Regions from separate parts of the Mus musculus genome. Here region 2 is linked to region 1. Evidence: chromatin loops called from intact Hi-C (ENCODE). Cell type or tissue: left cerebral cortex. All regions are shown on one strand. Each heading gives the region's core, and the rest is flanking DNA. Links, peaks and the distances in the headings are about the cores only. Region 1 overlaps Plxna2 (plexin A2). Region 2 holds the start of Cd34 (CD34 antigen).

Evidence for each region. A loop is a pair of places that touch in the nucleus more often than their neighbours do. Peaks named below come from ENCODE experiments on the same cell type or tissue, not always from the same donor. Only the 100,000 strongest peaks of a DNase experiment are listed, where the experiment ranks them.
Region 2: a loop joins it to region 1, with 4 times the contacts of the local background. A loop is called at or near these places in 5 of 42 quality-filtered maps.

Annotation. Positions count from the first base shown.
Region 1 is chr1:194,624,923-194,633,255 of GRCm38, forward strand. All of the region lies in intron 1 of Plxna2 (plexin A2), which reads left to right. Among named protein-coding and RNA genes, the nearest start is that of Plxna2, 9.3 kb to the left of the region's middle. In left cerebral cortex, for the core only: no CTCF peak of the experiment used is centred there; DNase peaks (open chromatin) are centred at 248 and 4,293; H3K4me3 peaks cover 424 bases; H3K27ac peaks cover 199 bases.
Region 2 is chr1:194,935,316-194,943,648 of GRCm38, forward strand. Cd34 (CD34 antigen) reads left to right here and starts at 3,506. Exons shown (of 8, transcript NM_133654.3): 1 at 3,506-3,729. The coding sequence starts at 3,651. In left cerebral cortex, for the core only: no CTCF peak of the experiment used is centred there; DNase peaks (open chromatin) are centred at 3,575, 4,231 and 6,894; H3K4me3 peaks cover 1,895 bases; H3K27ac peaks cover 4,463 bases.

The DNA.
Region 1 (8,333 bases), core at 43-8,042:
TCCTGTGCATGCATGTGTGTGTGTGTGTGTGTGTGTGTGTGTGTGTGTGTATAGATATAACTCTGAGAGGCCAGCCCCACAGGACTTGTCTGGGTTTAGGGGGCTGAGAGAGGCTTAACCCATACAGTTCATGTCTGGGTGGCTAGGGGAAGGGATGTTATATTCAAGTCAGCAGGCAGTTCAGTCCTGGATGTCTCATCAAGTGACTCTTGCCTTTTTTTTTAAACCAGCAAGTAAAATTTTGGCCCATCCCCAAGTCCCTGTCACAGGCCTGCTCGTCTTCTTACTCCCTAATGTGGATTTCCAGCCAGTCTCAGCAGTGGCAACACTGCTCCGAGGGAGACTTTTTTTAAAAAGACCTTTCAGGAACTAAACGCATGTCAACGTTGTATCACTGACTTAATCTTTGTCTTCATATTCTCCCTGGGAGCCTGTCTCTGAATTCTAATTCCCCCTTTCATTTCAAAGGAGGACAATATTGAGGGAGAACAGGCATAGAGTGCAGAGGCTTCTCTCATCCACAGAGATAATAACTGTCCAATGGTAGATGGAAAAATATTGAAGTTTGGGGATGGGCAGGGAATCAGAGATCAGTGTCCCTCCAGATCTGATACCATCCCCTGATATTTAATCTCAGCTTCCCTCTGGCTTAAACTTACTGAGGGTCAAGAGTGGAGTGGAGGGAGGACATAGGGAAAGAAAGAAGCAAAACAAGATAAATGTGTCCGGTTATGAAAGTTTAATCCTGCTTTTCCTTGCCTGAAATTACTTTCAGGATGAGAGAAAGAACAGTAAGTTCAACTTGTCTTTCAGAAGCAGGGTGGGGAGGGGCCCTGGGGCACAGACTGAATATGTGGTAAGGTAAATGACTCTTTTCCCTCTATGACCCCCAACATGCATGTGTGTGCAGACTTGCACACAACACACATACCACACACACACACACACACACACACCCCTCAGAGGCTTCCAGAGCCTTCTGGAGGCCCCATTTCTGCCCTGCTCCACCTTCTGCGAAGACTCAGACTCACAGACTTTCTTTTTTATGTTTAAACAGCCTACCTTGTAGCTTTGGTTTCTCCTTTGGGTGTTAAGAGAACATTACTTGAGTATTTGAGCTACTGTTTCTGCCCCTTATGGCAAGCCACACAGACACTGAAAGCAGGAATCAGAACACATTCAGATTTAAATAGGTGCAGATTGATCTTGTGCTTGTGTGCTGCCAAAAATGTGGTAACTCAAAGCCCAAGGATAGAAGGGCAAAAGCTTCCGCCTTCAAGGAACCACAACCGCAATGTCTGGTGCTGAGGGAGAGAACTGCACAACCACACCCCCCCAGGCACCAGGCAAAGAAGGCAGGGTGGGGTTAGCCATGACTAGCCTCCTTCCCTTCCTGAAGAAGGTTGTTGCTCAGAGCTTGTACCCTGTGTCACTCAGTACATGGCAGATTTCTGGGAAGAACTGGCTGGTACCTGAGAGATCCAGGGTACTGTTAGTAGGAGCTATTTAATTCTACCTCCCTACCCTCTGCCCTTCCCCCATGGGTGAGGCAGCACTAGAGTTGTTTCCTACAACACCATTTCTCACAGCAAAGTATGGAGAGGTTTTCCTGCTGCATTCTTCCCCAATATCCCAGAAGTGGAAGTGTGGACACTAGTGTGGTTCAACAGGAAATGTCACTGTTTGTCCCTATTTCAGCCTGAGTGTCCTAAATGAATCCTATCTGAGATGAAAGCCAAGGAGGGCTAGCAGAGGGAGGTTAAAAGGAGGTAGATGTCAGCTCTCTTGGGGACTCTGATCCCATCATGGGAAATAGAACTCCCTGAACCTTAGGGTGGAGGGCCTTGTACTAGGGTGTCCCAGACTAGGGATAGGCCTGGGCTTCAAGAGACCTGAGAAGCCCTTACAGTTATGCCCTGGAACATCTATGTGGGTTTTTTGTTTTTTGTTTTTTTGGGTTTTGTTTTTTTTTTTTTTTTTTTTTTTGGAGAGAGGCCTGCTAATCCATCCATTGTAAAGAATCTCTGTAGTTTAGGCCTTGTACTATAGTTGGCAACTTGGCTTCTCAAGTGTCAACCCAGTACAGCTACTCTGCTGTGGACAGAAAACTTGTGTGAGGCTGACTTAGAGTGAGTAAGAACACTCCAGGGACAGCTCAGACGGCTGGGGAAGCCACCATGACAACTTTTCTGTAATCATAATCATGTAAGGCACATGACCTTTCTAAGCAGGAGATAGGCTAGGAGAGGGGTGGGCTTAGGAAGGGTGGGTAGAAAGCTCTGCCTCCCTGTGGAGACTGAGGACCAGAAGGTTGGCAAAGTGGCAAGGGGATGTTGCAGCTTTGAAGTTGTTTCCTGCTTCTAAAAGTGAAAGGTCTCTACTGAGCTGAATAAATATTACACTGACTTCTGACCTCTCACCTTCCCTGTCTGTCCCCCATCCCCACTTCCTCCTCTTCACTTTCTTCAGGAACAAAAATACCTGAAGGAGAAGAGCCTGGTTTCTGAACTCCCTGAAGGACTATTTCTCAGTAGAGCTCAAACTCCTTCCCCATTGTGAGCCAGCAGAGCCCCACTCTGGGTCTCCACTTCAAGTGTAAGTGCTGGTGTTTCTTAGAGTGTCCAGAGACCTAGAGTAGGATGGCTGACCCCAGCTTCAACCTGCTTGGAGCTTCCCAACTTATCCTTTCAGTCAGTGACAGAAACCTGCAGCACCAGGACTTTTGTAAGGTACCCCCAGATCCTGTAAACACCTCCAGGTTTACCCAGAAGAATGAAGTTCTTATCTGAGTACCCAGGCAGCAATCCCTCCAGGTTTTCAACTCAAGCACTTTGGGAGTAATATGAACCACATGTGTAGCTGGAACCAGGAAGCCTCACACAGAGGGTGTGAGACCTACTAAGAGCCAGACAGATGGCCAGGAAGAGTGTGGTGTCACACAGGCTCCTGCTACATAAGAACAAAGGAGGAACAAAGGGTTTCCCTTCACACTTTCTGCACCCTTCCTGGGGGCTTCTCACCTGTTGACTGCTCCATACCTCCATTTGCTCCCTGGTAGCAGGAGGGAGAAGAGAGCATGCCTGACACTCTGGTGAGCTGATTCCTCCCTCCAACCCAGTACCTCTGTCTCTGTCTGTGCATGTGATAGGGTTTGTTTGTTTGTTTGTTTGTTTGTACATTGTGATGTTCAAGAGCTTTTATTTGTCTGTGCTTCTGGAGCTAGGTAGAAGTTTGTTAAGGGAGTTAGGAAAATGATGAGTGCTGCCAACTGGAAAAGTTATTCTAAAATCCAGAGCAGAATAAAACCAGGGGTGTTCTCCCCCATAGTCTCTATATTAATTTAGAATTTTCTAAAACGGCAAGATCTCACTTAAAGAAAATGTGTGTGCTTAGAGTATAAAGAGCCAGATACTGAGTGGAGTCTAGAAAGAGGAAAAACCCATGGTAGCTCTGGCACTGAGGCCATAGGCATTGTTTATGGCTGGCATTTAAATATGGGACTTGAGATTTGAATCCTGACTTTGCTGTGTTTGGGTTTTTTAATATCCTCTACTCTTAGGAGTAGAGAAGGCCCTGGTCTTAGAGCAAGTCAGTTGGCATTGTACTGAGAGTCAACCTCCAGAAAAAGGCCAGTTCCTTGGGCTCAGATGCCTGGCTGCATTTAGGAGGTGCTGTCCCACACAGAAACAGGTATGCAAAGGACAAACACAATAGGAAGAGTGTTGGCAGGTCCAGAGGGCCCAAAGACTTGAGTCCAATCCTTGGCCTTTGCCCGACATTGGTCATGCTATGTAACACAGCTGGGGGAAAGCATTAGCTGTCATCTCTTAGATCCATACACTGTCCCCTGGCCAAACTGGGAGAGGGCCTCATTCCTTGCTGGAGTACAGAACATGGGAATGTGACATTGAAAAGATATCCCTGCATGCTTGGCAGTACTCTCCAAAAGCCTGCCTCAGAAAATGGAGACAAGCATGACATGATGCCTCAATTCTCTTTACTAAACATGAGTTGCAAAATGAACAGGTGTGCTGTGTAGAACACTTGGGAAGCATGCCTGAGTCTCTGAAAATAGCTTTAACCCAAGTTCAAATAATAGCTAAGAAACTCAATCCCAAGCTGAATGGTAGATTGTCCTGCATCACACAGCAAGTCATTATTCACCGTACTTCGTTTGTTCCTGCCCACTATCCCTGCCTACTTTACCACATTTCTCCCCAGCTTCTTGCTGCAATCCTTTACCCAGTTATATCCTCATCTTGCTATTCCTGAGTTTGGCTAGACACACAGCTCATGATGAGGCAGTATCCTCAGGAGAACTCACCATGCCTCTTTTCTGCCCATCTGCTGGCCTTTAGCACACATCCACAGTTCCTACTGGCACTGAGCAGTGTGGGGAGAAAGACTTCCCCTCTTTTCAATAGCTTCAACCAGCTTTCTTCCATCCATCTCCAGTCTTGCTATTTGCACAGTCAATGGCTCTGGCAAGGCCAGGCGGCCTTTCCCTCCTGAGAGCCACTGTGGGCACTGTTTGTGTTTCGGTCTCTATAGACTCAGCATTCACAACTTGAAGAGGCTGAGACAATGACCCCAGCAGCTGCCTGCAGACTGCTGGCTGGGAGGCACAGACCAAGAGCTCTGACTCTCAGGGATCTGCCTGCAGAGGGGCAAGAGGCAGGGAGTGTCAGGCCACCAGGGTTATGCCCTTTGCACCTGTGGGCTTTCCCAAGCAGCTGTGCCTGGCCTTGAAGGATGGGGAGGGGGGAATAATCCAGAGAACTTGCTCAGATCTCTAATTTCTACTATACACCCCCTACATTGTTGTTACAGTACTCTCCTAGCTATGCTGTGAAGTATTGGGGGTAGGGAGTTAAGGGAAGTGAGGGACATGATTGCTGGTTTGCACACTGGAAGGAGCAGAGAGGAATGAAAGCTTAGTCAGGGGTCTGTCCAGATAGGGGAAATGTGCTTTACTTTTAAGGAGTTTGAACATGGAACTGGCTAATTCAGTTTGACTGAATAAATGTTTATAGAATATGTGCCATGGGCTGAACATGATGAAAGGAAGGTAACTCACCTCTCTGGCTCTTGAAGATCTGAGAGGTAGGAGAGAGCATGAGCACACAAACAATCATTACATATATTGTGGAAAAATAGAAGAGAGACATGAACCAGAAATATCCAACTCGGGCAGAGGCCATCTATGGAGGATATGATTTACATCATTTGGAGAAGCAAGCAATAGTTCAAAGATAACCAGGTCTCCAGTAATGTTTTTTTTTATATAGATTTAAAAAATAAACAGGTGTAATATGTAGAATGTTTGGGAAATGTTTCTGTATTTTTGAAAGGTGGGTCAGAAAGGCAAATTAGCTGATTGCTGAGTTCTCTACCCACTTCTGGCCCTTGCTTTGCTTTTCAGCAAATTCACTGAAGGACTGTAGAGGAGAACAGGGTAGTTTCAGGTCTAAACAAATGACCCACAGCTACTAATCATAATTCCCAAGTAGAATTAGTGCTCACAACTTTGTTACCATAGCTGGCCTCAGAACAGGGTCCCAGGAAGGTTGGGCTGGGATTAACCCTGGTTTCCCCTGGAGCCAGAGTGCTACTAATCATGTTAAAATTAGCACTCTCTTTACATGCAGGGGCAGAGCTGCTGAACTAAGGTTTGGTCAATTCTCTGCTAGAACAGCTCTAACTTCTAATCACTGTCATAAACAGGGCTGAAGCAGCTGCTCACTCCAGTCTATTATCAGCTTGGTTGGAGACAGAAATTTAAATGACAGTAAGATGCTTAGCAAAAAAAACCGAAAGTCAGTGTTAAAAATAAAGAAAACAAGACAGCTTGTTTCATTGAAATAGAAGAGTTATTAAACAGCCCTGAATTAATTAGTGATCTGCCAAGTCTGGGGATAGAAGAACAGGAGGTGGGGCTGAGAGCTAGGAGACTTGATCAGGGAAAGAAGCCCCAAGGCAGTAGGCAGGAGCTGTTGCAGTTTACCCTGGCTGCAGAGACATGGTGGTCTTCAGAAGGGAGCTAGCAGCAGGTTTCCTGCCCATAGGGACAGTCAGGCTGAGGAGAGGAATTTGGCACACTAGTCTCAAAATGCATTCATTAGAGCTTCTGGACTCTTTCATCTACTAACCCATGCAGCTCCTAGGGTTATCAAAAGGCTGCAGAGACCTCAGCCCTCCTTCTCACCAGCTAGACCTGGGCAGAAGCCAAGTGGCATTTGATGGCTGGTCAGCAGCTCTCCGAAGTTCCCAAAAATTCAACTCAGTGACAGCTCTAACCCTCATTCCCAAAGGATGGTAGCAAGGTATAACCAACTCTAGATGCATTGATACCTACCCAGAACTGTATGGTGACCCCTAGAGAAGATAATCTCTTCTTGGAAATGGCAATTAGTGGCACTTACTTGGATCTCCAGGTATCAGATAAGCAGGATGGTATATGTAACTCTGAAAGTCCAGAGTATGCTTAGAATCTTAACCAAAATAGTTAACCTGGACTATCCTCCAGTCGTATTATGTGTGAAACAGCAATGCTAAGACTACTGGCCCTCACAACCTACATGAGGGGCATAAGAATGGGGTGATATGTCTTAAGAAACAACAACCAATTTACAACATGGAATCCCTTGGAAACTTGGAACAACACATAAGGAAAGTTTCCTGGAAGAATTTGAATATGGCTGGGAGAGGGCTGGCTTACATGCACACATATGGAGGGAGGGAAGTGGCACCCATGCATAAGCCATGCCTGACAATAATACACTGGATCTTGAGCCTGTCGCTGCAGGGGCATTTTCTTTGCTCTTTGACCTCCACATTCTTTCTCTTCACCCTTGGCTCCCATCACTTCAGCTACCTCCTGGCTGTTTACCCTTTTCCAGACTTCTCTCTCACACCCCATTCATCATCCTGGGTCAGATTTTTCTAGTCCTCACTGGGGAGTTCTTTTTATCCCTCACAACCCCAGGTTCTCCAGTGGCCCTAGACTTTGATGTGTCTGTCTAGAGATGATAAAGCCTCAGAGGTCTGCAAAGTATGTTTCTCTGCTCCCCTCACTGTAGGTAGTGAAGGGACTAGATACCTGTGTATTTGGGCCCAGATGAGGTTCTAAAGCAGACAGAAATCTGCCAGGAATTTCACCTGCCCTTACATTTTTGACTAGTTACTTTTACTTAGCTTTGTGATACCTCCTCTGCTGGGATGTGCATGTGAACTTGTCTGCTACCTAAGACAGGCTTCTTGGCAGTATCTGTTCTCCAAGAGTCTGTCTTAAGGAAAAAGATAATAAGAACTGATGGTGGGAAGGAAGGCGCTGCTTAATCAGCTTCCTTGAGGAAAACAGTTGACTCCTATTCTAAGACTGAGTCTTGGTTTAGAAAAAAAAAAAAAAAAACACTGGGGAAGAGAAGCTAGGAAAACAGGATGAAACAGGAATTTCTTTACTCATGTAATGAGCAAACACTATATGGAAGAGGTTGGGGAATGTGAGATTCTGCCTGCTGGGCTGCCATCTCAGTACCTCCTCTGCCTCTCTCTTGTGATATTGACATCTACCATCTTGTTTCATTTAGAGACTGTGAGGGTGTGAAAGGGAGACCCAAACATGGTGCAACCTGAAGACTTCCAGGAAAGGTATTAGAGATCTGAGGTCATTAGGACAGAGAGAAGAAGACTCAGAGCATTGATTCAGTTCAAGAGGGCTAGGTCCCTAAAGCAAAGTGCTAGGAGGTAACCTCTTACCCAGTCTGGAACACAGCATCTTGATCTTTGAGAAGTCACCCATCGACCTTTGAACAGCCACTTATGCCAGTGGGATGGTGAACAGTGTTTCTTAAAAACACTGTGACTGGTGTTTACTCAGAGCTGTATAGTTTACAAAACAATTCAAATCTTTGTCTTCTTGATTCTCACCACAACCCTATCAGGTGTCTTTTGACAGAGAATTTAAGGTTCTCTTCCTCCAAAGGTTCAATAACATGTGCAAGGTAACCTAGCTAGAGAGAATAAGATTAGAGCACAGCTCTGTCTCCAAACACCATGTATTTTCTCTGCAGCAGTTATTCTCAGCAAGTACCATGGGGAATTGCTTCAACCTCTTGTCATATTCTGCTCTGAACCTTCCTAGGGCACCTTCCCTTCCATATTCTGTTTTTGATAACATTGTGTAGTCAAATTGCCACATTTTTATTACTATATGCTTGCATTATTCTGTGGTCTGTGTCTCTGGAGTTCTTTGCCAAAACTTTCTGTACAAGCTGATGTGATCCCTTCTTTCTTCTTCTGACTCCTTCTTCCACCTTCCTCCACCTTCCCAG
Region 2 (8,333 bases), core at 119-8,118, 310 kb after region 1:
TGTCTGAAAAAAAATAGGACTTACTGAAAATGAAATTAACTAAGAGGATAATTCAGACAGTGTGAGACATGTGTATTTTAAAGGGCAGATGAACCAGCATATGAATATAGAAGATAACTAAAAAGTCATGTCAGGCCAGGAAAGAGGAGATTACACAGAAAAACAAAAGATTGGGACAGGGTACTCTGTATGAATAATATTTGAGCACAGATAGAATGGGTTGCCTGTCATTGAGACAACCACAACATCAAGATAATTCCCCCCAGAAGACACTGAGCCTGAGAATGAGCAGGCCAAATGTTCCAGAATTTACTGTCAGTACGTGCTAGTCAGATTATAGCTAAAGGAGGCCCTGGAGGGCAGGAAGAGCAAAAAAGGAACTCACTTTTAGAGTGTAGATTCTCACAGCTCCCCTCCAGTACCTGGCATCACCACCATTAAAGATCTTTCTTTTCATACTCGGACAGTCCCTGAGTGCTTTCAACAAATTTAAAAGAATATTTTGCAACATGGGTAGTAGTGGGGGAGCTTTAGTTCCAAAGTATGAAACTGAAAAAATAGAAATGAAAAAATGCTTCATTAATGTCCATAAAAAGTAACAACGTATAAACTGGAATTCAACTCCTTAATAATTTTATATAAAGGCGTTAGGGCTTAGATTATAAAGACAAAATGACAAATACATTTTAAACAACAGATTTATTAAAATCTTCAATTTCTACTGTTCAAATATTTTTTCTAAATTTCATATATTAATCTGAAAATTTAGATCTTAATGGTATTTGAGGGCTCTGCCTTGCTGGGTAAATGAATCTATTTAAAGATTAATGGGCTATCCATGGGAGTGGTCTGGATCCAAACTGAGTGAGCTTTTGACTCATTTGTCTCACCATGTGATTCCCTCTGCTATGATGCAACCCAAAAGGTTCCCAACAGACATAGTTGATACAGGTACTTAAACTACCAACACTCTAGAACCATGAAGCAAAGTAAATTTCTGTTCTTGTTTTTAAGTTTTCTTTTTGTTTATGGGAGGGGGAAGTCCTTTGAAATAGGGTCTTGTATACCTCAGTCTTGACTCAAACTTGCTAATATGGCTGAAAATGACTTCTATTTCCTAGTCGTCCTGCTTCTGGCATTCTCTATTCTTTATAAAGTATCAAGCCTCGGATATTTTGTTAAAGGGAACTAAGATATTTACTGTTTTTCACATCAAAGGCATTGTATTTCACAGTCTATTTTTATCTGATAGGAAGTGTGTTTTGCAGAGGATGGGGAATGTACAGGACACTCAGTGATAAGTGTGGCCATGACCTTTAAGACCTCACAAAGGGTCCCACTGAGCAGCTCTTAATGTGTTTCTTTTACACTCTCTGCCTTGAGTGGTATAGCTATAATAGCTAGTGTCTTCTGGAATCAGCTTAGGAGATGGAGTGTGAAAGCAGGGATGTTGAGGGGCAGACTGGGAGGACTAAAAGAGAAATGATTGCTCAATTCTACCTGGTCTGCGAGTTGTCAGAAGGTTGAGGCAATAAGTGGATTTGTATATGTGCTGAGAGAAGGTGTGTGAGCTGTGAGTGATGTGTCTCAGTGACTGCGTGCTGAGGGCCAGTCTTCCATCATGCTTTATATTCTGGTTGCATTATAGCTCTGCAGAACAGAAAAGTACAGATTTGGTTTCTTCGGGGGATGGATTTCTAAACTCCCCGCCCCCCCCCCAACTAAGATGTCTACATTTACTTTCCTTCCCTGGTGCTGAACACTGCTTTGTCCTTACGCTTGTACTTAGGAGGTATTCTTTTTCTTTCATGACCTCTTGAAAGAAATGACAGACAGCACATATTACAAGTTAAGATTCTTGGCACTCAGCCTTGATTCTGGTTCTATATGGATTTTGCTTTCAGAAACTTTTCCATAGAGTCAATATCTTTCACTCTCCTCCCCCACTTCAAAGCTAGTTAAGAAGTTCAAGTACAAAATATTTCCTATAGTCCCATTTCCCATGGTCCAAAAGACAAAAGATATTTAAAGTAATCAGAAGAGAGCCTAAAACAATGGTACATACCTATGATCCCACCATTCAGGAAGCTAGGATAGGATTTTTTTTTTTTGAGTCCAAGACCAGATGGGACTATAGAGTGAGATCCTGTCTCAAAACACTTTAATTAATTAAACTAACAGAGAAAACATCTGGAAGTAAAGGTAGACTCAAATGAACCAACTCATTTTTACATATAACAATTTACCTACCATAAAAAGTATGAGCAAAATGTAGGTACCAGAAGAAAATCCACTTTTGAAACTGAAGAATTAGGTGTAATATTTCCTTCTTAGTTCATATTCCAAGGACCAGAATTTAATTTTAAAAGTACATTTTGCAATCCTTTCTGACCCTACCTCCAGGTTCTCCATCACAATATGCCAACTGTACTTTGACACAAACTCACTTAATGTCGTTGTATTCAATGAGCCTCTGCCTTTATTATGATGAAAACCTCCGCTTCTTGTTTTAATGGTGTGATATGAAACAGGGTAAGAGTATAGATTTGAGGACTGATACTCTTCTTCTCAACCCCAAGGTATATTAGGCCCAGGGTAGGCAACACAAACAAATGTACTTTCTTCGTGGAGGTAGATCTTCAGAGAAATAAATACAGAAATTTATCCAGGGCGTTTGTCTGATCTTTCTTTCTCCCTTTAGGTTATGTGACCAGACATTATGGGAAAACTAGGGCTAAGTATTTACAGTCATCATCACAGACCCTTCTGTGCCTTATCTCAATTTCTACCTGCTGCTATATGCCTTGTCTTGCTTCTCTCTCCTCCTGCCTTGATCTTCTGACCTGTGACGAGTCAGAATCCTGCAATCCAGCGCATCAACATGCAGCACCATTGCGTGGAGAAGCACAAGGAGTGCTAGAAGGTCTGTTAGGTAGGGCAGGGTAAGAATCTAAGAAATCTTTTGTCTGAAGGGAGGGCAAGAAAAGCTCCCATAGAATCAGGAAACTTAAATCTAGGATTGAAAAGGGAACATTGGAGAAAAACCATGTACTATGGAGTATCTATATTATCTCTATGGTATTGACAATTGCTATGACCCAACTAGCTAAGGAAATATGGATGATCACAGGAAAGTTAATACAAATTCTGTTGATTTTGCTGGAAAATGAGTATAAAAGAGAGATGGTAGGATAGCAGATGGTCTGGACTGTGAAAAGGCTATTAGTGTCCTGTTTGTGTCCTGCTCAATTTTAACATGCAGCACAGATTCCACCGTGACTATCTCTAAAGGTGTCTTGGAATTGTGTTGTTTCCTGCTTAGCTGAAAGATCATACTCCTGTAAACTCAGGCGTACACAGTGGCTTCCTGCCACACTTAAAACTTGAAAATAAAGAAATCAGAAAGGAGAAATTTGACCCTGCCGAGAGGCAGCCAAGATGACACACGGTTAAAAGTGAAGTAGGAACTACGAGAGGGGCTGGCCTCACCAAGACGCAACAGGGAGGGGATAAGCCAGCATCCCCCACCCACTCCGGACAGGGAGCAGGGGAGGAGAGCCAATATCCCCCACCCCTGCGCAGGGCGGAGGAGCGCGTCCCGCGCCGGGCCGCCTCCTGCACCGAGCGCATCTCCGGAGCGGTACAGGAGAATGCAGGTCCACAGGGACACGCGCGCGGGGCTCCTGCTGCCATGGCGCTGGGTAGCTCTCTGCCTGATGAGTCTGCTGCGTGAGTATTAACAGCTGAGGGCCAAGGGACCAGGCTATGGGCCGGGAGGAGGGAAGACGCCGGCCACTAACCTCACCTGGGAATCCTGCGCTCCAGCACGCAGAAGTGAGCTTACTCAGGTAGTGCTGGGGGACGCCAGCTCCTCTGCGTGGCTGGAGGTGCAAAGCTCAAAGTTGAGGCTAGAATGCAGACAGAAGGAAGGAAAAGTTCTGTAACTCTCCTTAATTGAGGAAGCAAGGACCCAGAGTGGTCCAGAGAAGGGTCCAGGCACCCATTGTTCCCAGGACTTGGACATAAAGAATTCATGAGGGTAGCCATTTCCAGTAAGGGCCAGGAGACCTTTAAGGAGGACTGAGGGACATTAGTGGAAGAGTCTGGAATAAAGAACAGGCAGAGAGGAAAAAAAGGACAATTTTAAATTTCAGATTAGAAAGCTAGAGTCGCCCCTGCAGAAACCATGCAGATGCTAGTAGGGAGGTGGTTTGGTGTACACACCAAGTCCTTCTGCTCACCAGTCTTCCCCGTGCACAAACATACATTCATTGCTAGTTGGAATTTTCTTGCTCTGCTTCCCTTCAGATTCTAAAGCTAGTGGACAGGCCAAGACACCTCCTGCTGCCCACGCATACTCTTACTTCTTAAGTTCTTCCCCTCTTAGGTTGGCAAAAAATAGTATTCACTCAGTCTATAGCAAACTTTATTGCACTGGAGGGTGTTGTTCTTCATCCCAACTCATGTCCTTTGAGGTTTTCAGGGTTGTGAATTACTCATTTTGCTTTTAACCCTTGGGGCTCCTAAATCTTCATTGTATATCTTAAAGGACACTCAACATGTAGAGTAGCCTGGATCTACCCACAAGACCTCTTTTCTCCCAGTCTTCTGCTCCATTGCCTTTGGGTCTATCCCAAAGAGAGCTGGCAGAGGAGAAGTTGAATTAGGTTCTGGGTTCTCCTGATTGGCAGCGCTAGACATGTCCATTTTGATGGAGTAAAACTTGCTTGGACAAAAATGCCCAGAATGATGCTACACTGTGCACGGGTAGGTGACCACGGGCTGGAGTCCTCATCAGATGCTCTGTACTTACTCTTTTGGTCACTCAGCTCAGCACTGACCCAAGTCTGGGTGTAGTGCTGTCTTTTCTTATTTCCTCAGCTGGCCAGTATCAGCCTTGTCTTGGGCTGAATGGGGCAGGGTGGAGAGAGCAAAAAAACCTCTGCAAACCTTGGGGAAATATGCTGAAGATATCAGTGTCTCAACTTTAGGGTAAAGGACAGGGCAGGGGCCACCATTCCCAACCCAGCTAGACTTCATAAGCCGGCCAAGGCTCTGTACTTTCTCCAAGAACTTCCTAGGGTTTGTGTTGAGATTCTTCTGTTTGTTAATACTATTATTTTCTGTCCTGGAATAAATTGTAAAATAAATTAAACTGATGAATTATGTAATTTAAAATGTCCCACAGTAGACAACCGTGATGTTATTACTGGGAAAGTTGGTGTAGAATGGAAAGTCACTCTGAAGAGATAGTTCTCTTCTGTCCCATGAGAAGCTAGTGTGAACATCTTCTAGACAGCCACAAGTGTCACTTTTTCAGGGGCAAGAGAGATCAGTGGCCAGAATCTGGGTTGTGACTGGGGACACACGCTCCAGCTGACCTAAAAGTCTTTCAGGAAACTAGGAACCCCTTTGCCTGGGTTTCCTTCCACAAGACCTCTTTTTCCCTTATTCCAACACTACCTCCAGCTTCTACTCACATTCCCTTTCTTCCTTTGGGCTCTTTGAATCTGATGATCTACAACTATATCCTGCCTGGGACTGCATGTAAAAAGGGAAAAAGAAAATAGAAAATACTTTTTATCAGATAGTTTCCCTGCTACATGGTAAGGAGGGAGGTGTAAGAGTTTGGGGACTGCCAAGTAATTCAGTGATTTGAAGGCTCCCCAGTGAAGGACTAGACCAGGCTTCACAACCTTTGTAAATGTACTTCTTCATCTTGGCCAGCACTCCTGCCTGTCTGATGAGCAGGCAAGAGCCTAGGCCTCTCTTGTATCCCTTTGGCTTCATCACCTTGGTCCTGTTTGTTTGAGTTGCCTTTACTGCTTTCCTTTCCTGAGTGATCTTTGTCTCCAAAATCTCAGAGCAAGGAGTGCCAAAATTGTAGCAGATAAAGTTGGGGACAAAATTCTGGAAAAAAAAAAAAAAGCAAAAAGGGAGCAGATTCCACTGTTTCTGATCTTGCCTGGTTTCCTTTGTGTTTTGGACCTGAAGACCTAAGCTTCCTTTCAGAGTTTCCCAGCTCCAGGCTCCAGTACTTGGGTTTCCTTCTCTCATTGACTTTGGTTCATCTGACGAAATGTCCTATAATGTGGCAAATTAAAAATATGAAGGCATGGAAAAAGAACACAAATTCATCTCTAAAAGAAATGTTCATAGTGGCCAGGGCAGAATTTACATATGATGGGTAGGGAGAGACTTTGACATTTCTAATGATAATATTTTCTTCTTATGTTGGTTAAAAAATAAAAACATAGTATCTTTAAATTTGCTATCAAGTTTCCTGGCTGTGCTACAGGGAGAATGATGCATGCATCTTGGGGTGGGGTAGGTAGGGTAGGGATCCAAACAAATTGGAAGGCCTGGCAAGGTACTTTCCTGGACCTACACTTGGGATGGGCAGGGAATGAATCATTTCCCTAATGATGCAAAGGAAAAGGCCTCCTGGCTTAACTGGGAAGTCTGCTGCTTCCTGGAGTGGAAAATAAAAGCAAGCCTCTTAGAAAAGTGGTTATCTCTAGGTAGTTTGCTCCATTGCTTAAGAAAATGTGTAAATGGTTCTTTGGGTAAGAAATCTCAAAATGTTAGACAAGTTCTCAATATTCAAGGGCAGGCAGGAAGCAGGCTGGCTAAATGGGAAGTAGAGTCTTATATTGGAGTGGGTCAAGAGATGAAGGCATAAGGACTGCAGAATCTAAGGTAAAGACAAAAGGGTGACGCTCTTGCAGAGTTGGAAGCTTTAAAGGAGATTTCTTATAGAATAGCTTCATTAGCACAGTATTAACTAACATTTCAAGGTGTGCTACTGTCTCTTCTGGCTACCCTGAAATTTCACTCCATGCTTTCAAATCTCTGGTAAAAATTGCCCACGCATGGGAGGTTTGCCAGAGAAGGACTCAGGGAGACTGAAGAAAATGGTATTTGGGTGGCTGCCCTACGGAAATGATTGTAGTGACCATGGTACTAAGCTGCAAGCCAGGAATGAGTGGCACCAGAAAAATGAAAGAAATGCAAGTAGAAGAAATATAAACCTCCTGAGGATCCACAGAAATGAAGGGATGAAGACAAGCTATTTGAATATAATGGATAATCTCAATGTAGTGTGGGTGTTCAGGCTGGTTTATACTGACAACTCTGCCTTACCTCTGAAATGAAGGAAGTTTCTGTCAAGCCCTTTGTTCTAGTTCAGCAATGGCTCGGGCTTGTGGAGCATAATTTGTGGTACATAGCAGGTGTCAAGTGACTCTAATAGGAGTTTTTTGAATGCTCACTCACCTACTAATGAGCTCATCCCACTAAAAAAAGATCAAACTGCGTTTAGTTCTCTTCCTGTATCACTGCGAAATTAGCCTTTTTCTAACTTCTTATCATTGTCCTATTTTTATTATTTGATTTGCCCCAAGTTTCATGAAAATCCCTAAAGACCTGTCTAGTCATCCCCAGTCCTAAAGAGATTTGTGCAAATCACAGTGATGCTAAAGCCTAAAGAAGTCAAATGATCCCTTATTTTGTGTTTTCTTCAGAATTTTGTAAGATCCTTTGCATGTTTGTGGTGCTTAAGGAAAAAAAATGCACAAATTATGAAAGTGAAATTAGTCTCCAAAAGGGTTGTTTACAAACTTTTCTTATGAAAGGCAAGACAGAAAGCATCCCAGGCTTGGGATCTGGATGTGGCTTCTGGTGCATATGACTTTGTATGACTTTAATGGCACTTGAAAATATAGATGACATGCTTGACAGACTGACCACACACTGTCAACCCCAGCACAGAACTTGTCTTAAGAGTTATAGTTTGCTAACTACTGATATGGATGAGATAAAATCAGGTCTTTTGCAATATGACTTGGATTCTAGACTTTCCCTCATTATATGGAGATAATTGGTTTATCTTTATACTAATGTAAATTAGGACAAGCAAGATGGCTCAGTGGGTAAAAGTGTTTGCCATGCAAATTTGAGGACCTGAGTTTGATCCCCAGAACACAAATGGTAGGAGAAAAATGACTGTGAATTGTCCTATGACCTCTGTGTGTACTGTGGTAGATCCTTGTCTGCACTCATCTCATTTCCTTTCTCCCTCTCTCCCTCCACTCTCTCTTTGTCACACACATTGATAATAATGAATATTTTTAAATAATAATAAAACATAGAGTATCAGAATGAGACTAGAATGCTGTCGATGGTGAGTGTGAGTAGTATTGTTCATCCCTGTTGTCTGTCCTAGCGCTGCAGGGTCTGCCAAGCATTCTGAATAAAACACGTGTATGTTAAAAAAAAATCTTGACATTCAAGAAAATTTATAACTTAAGTGAGGAGAAAGACAGTTAAACCTC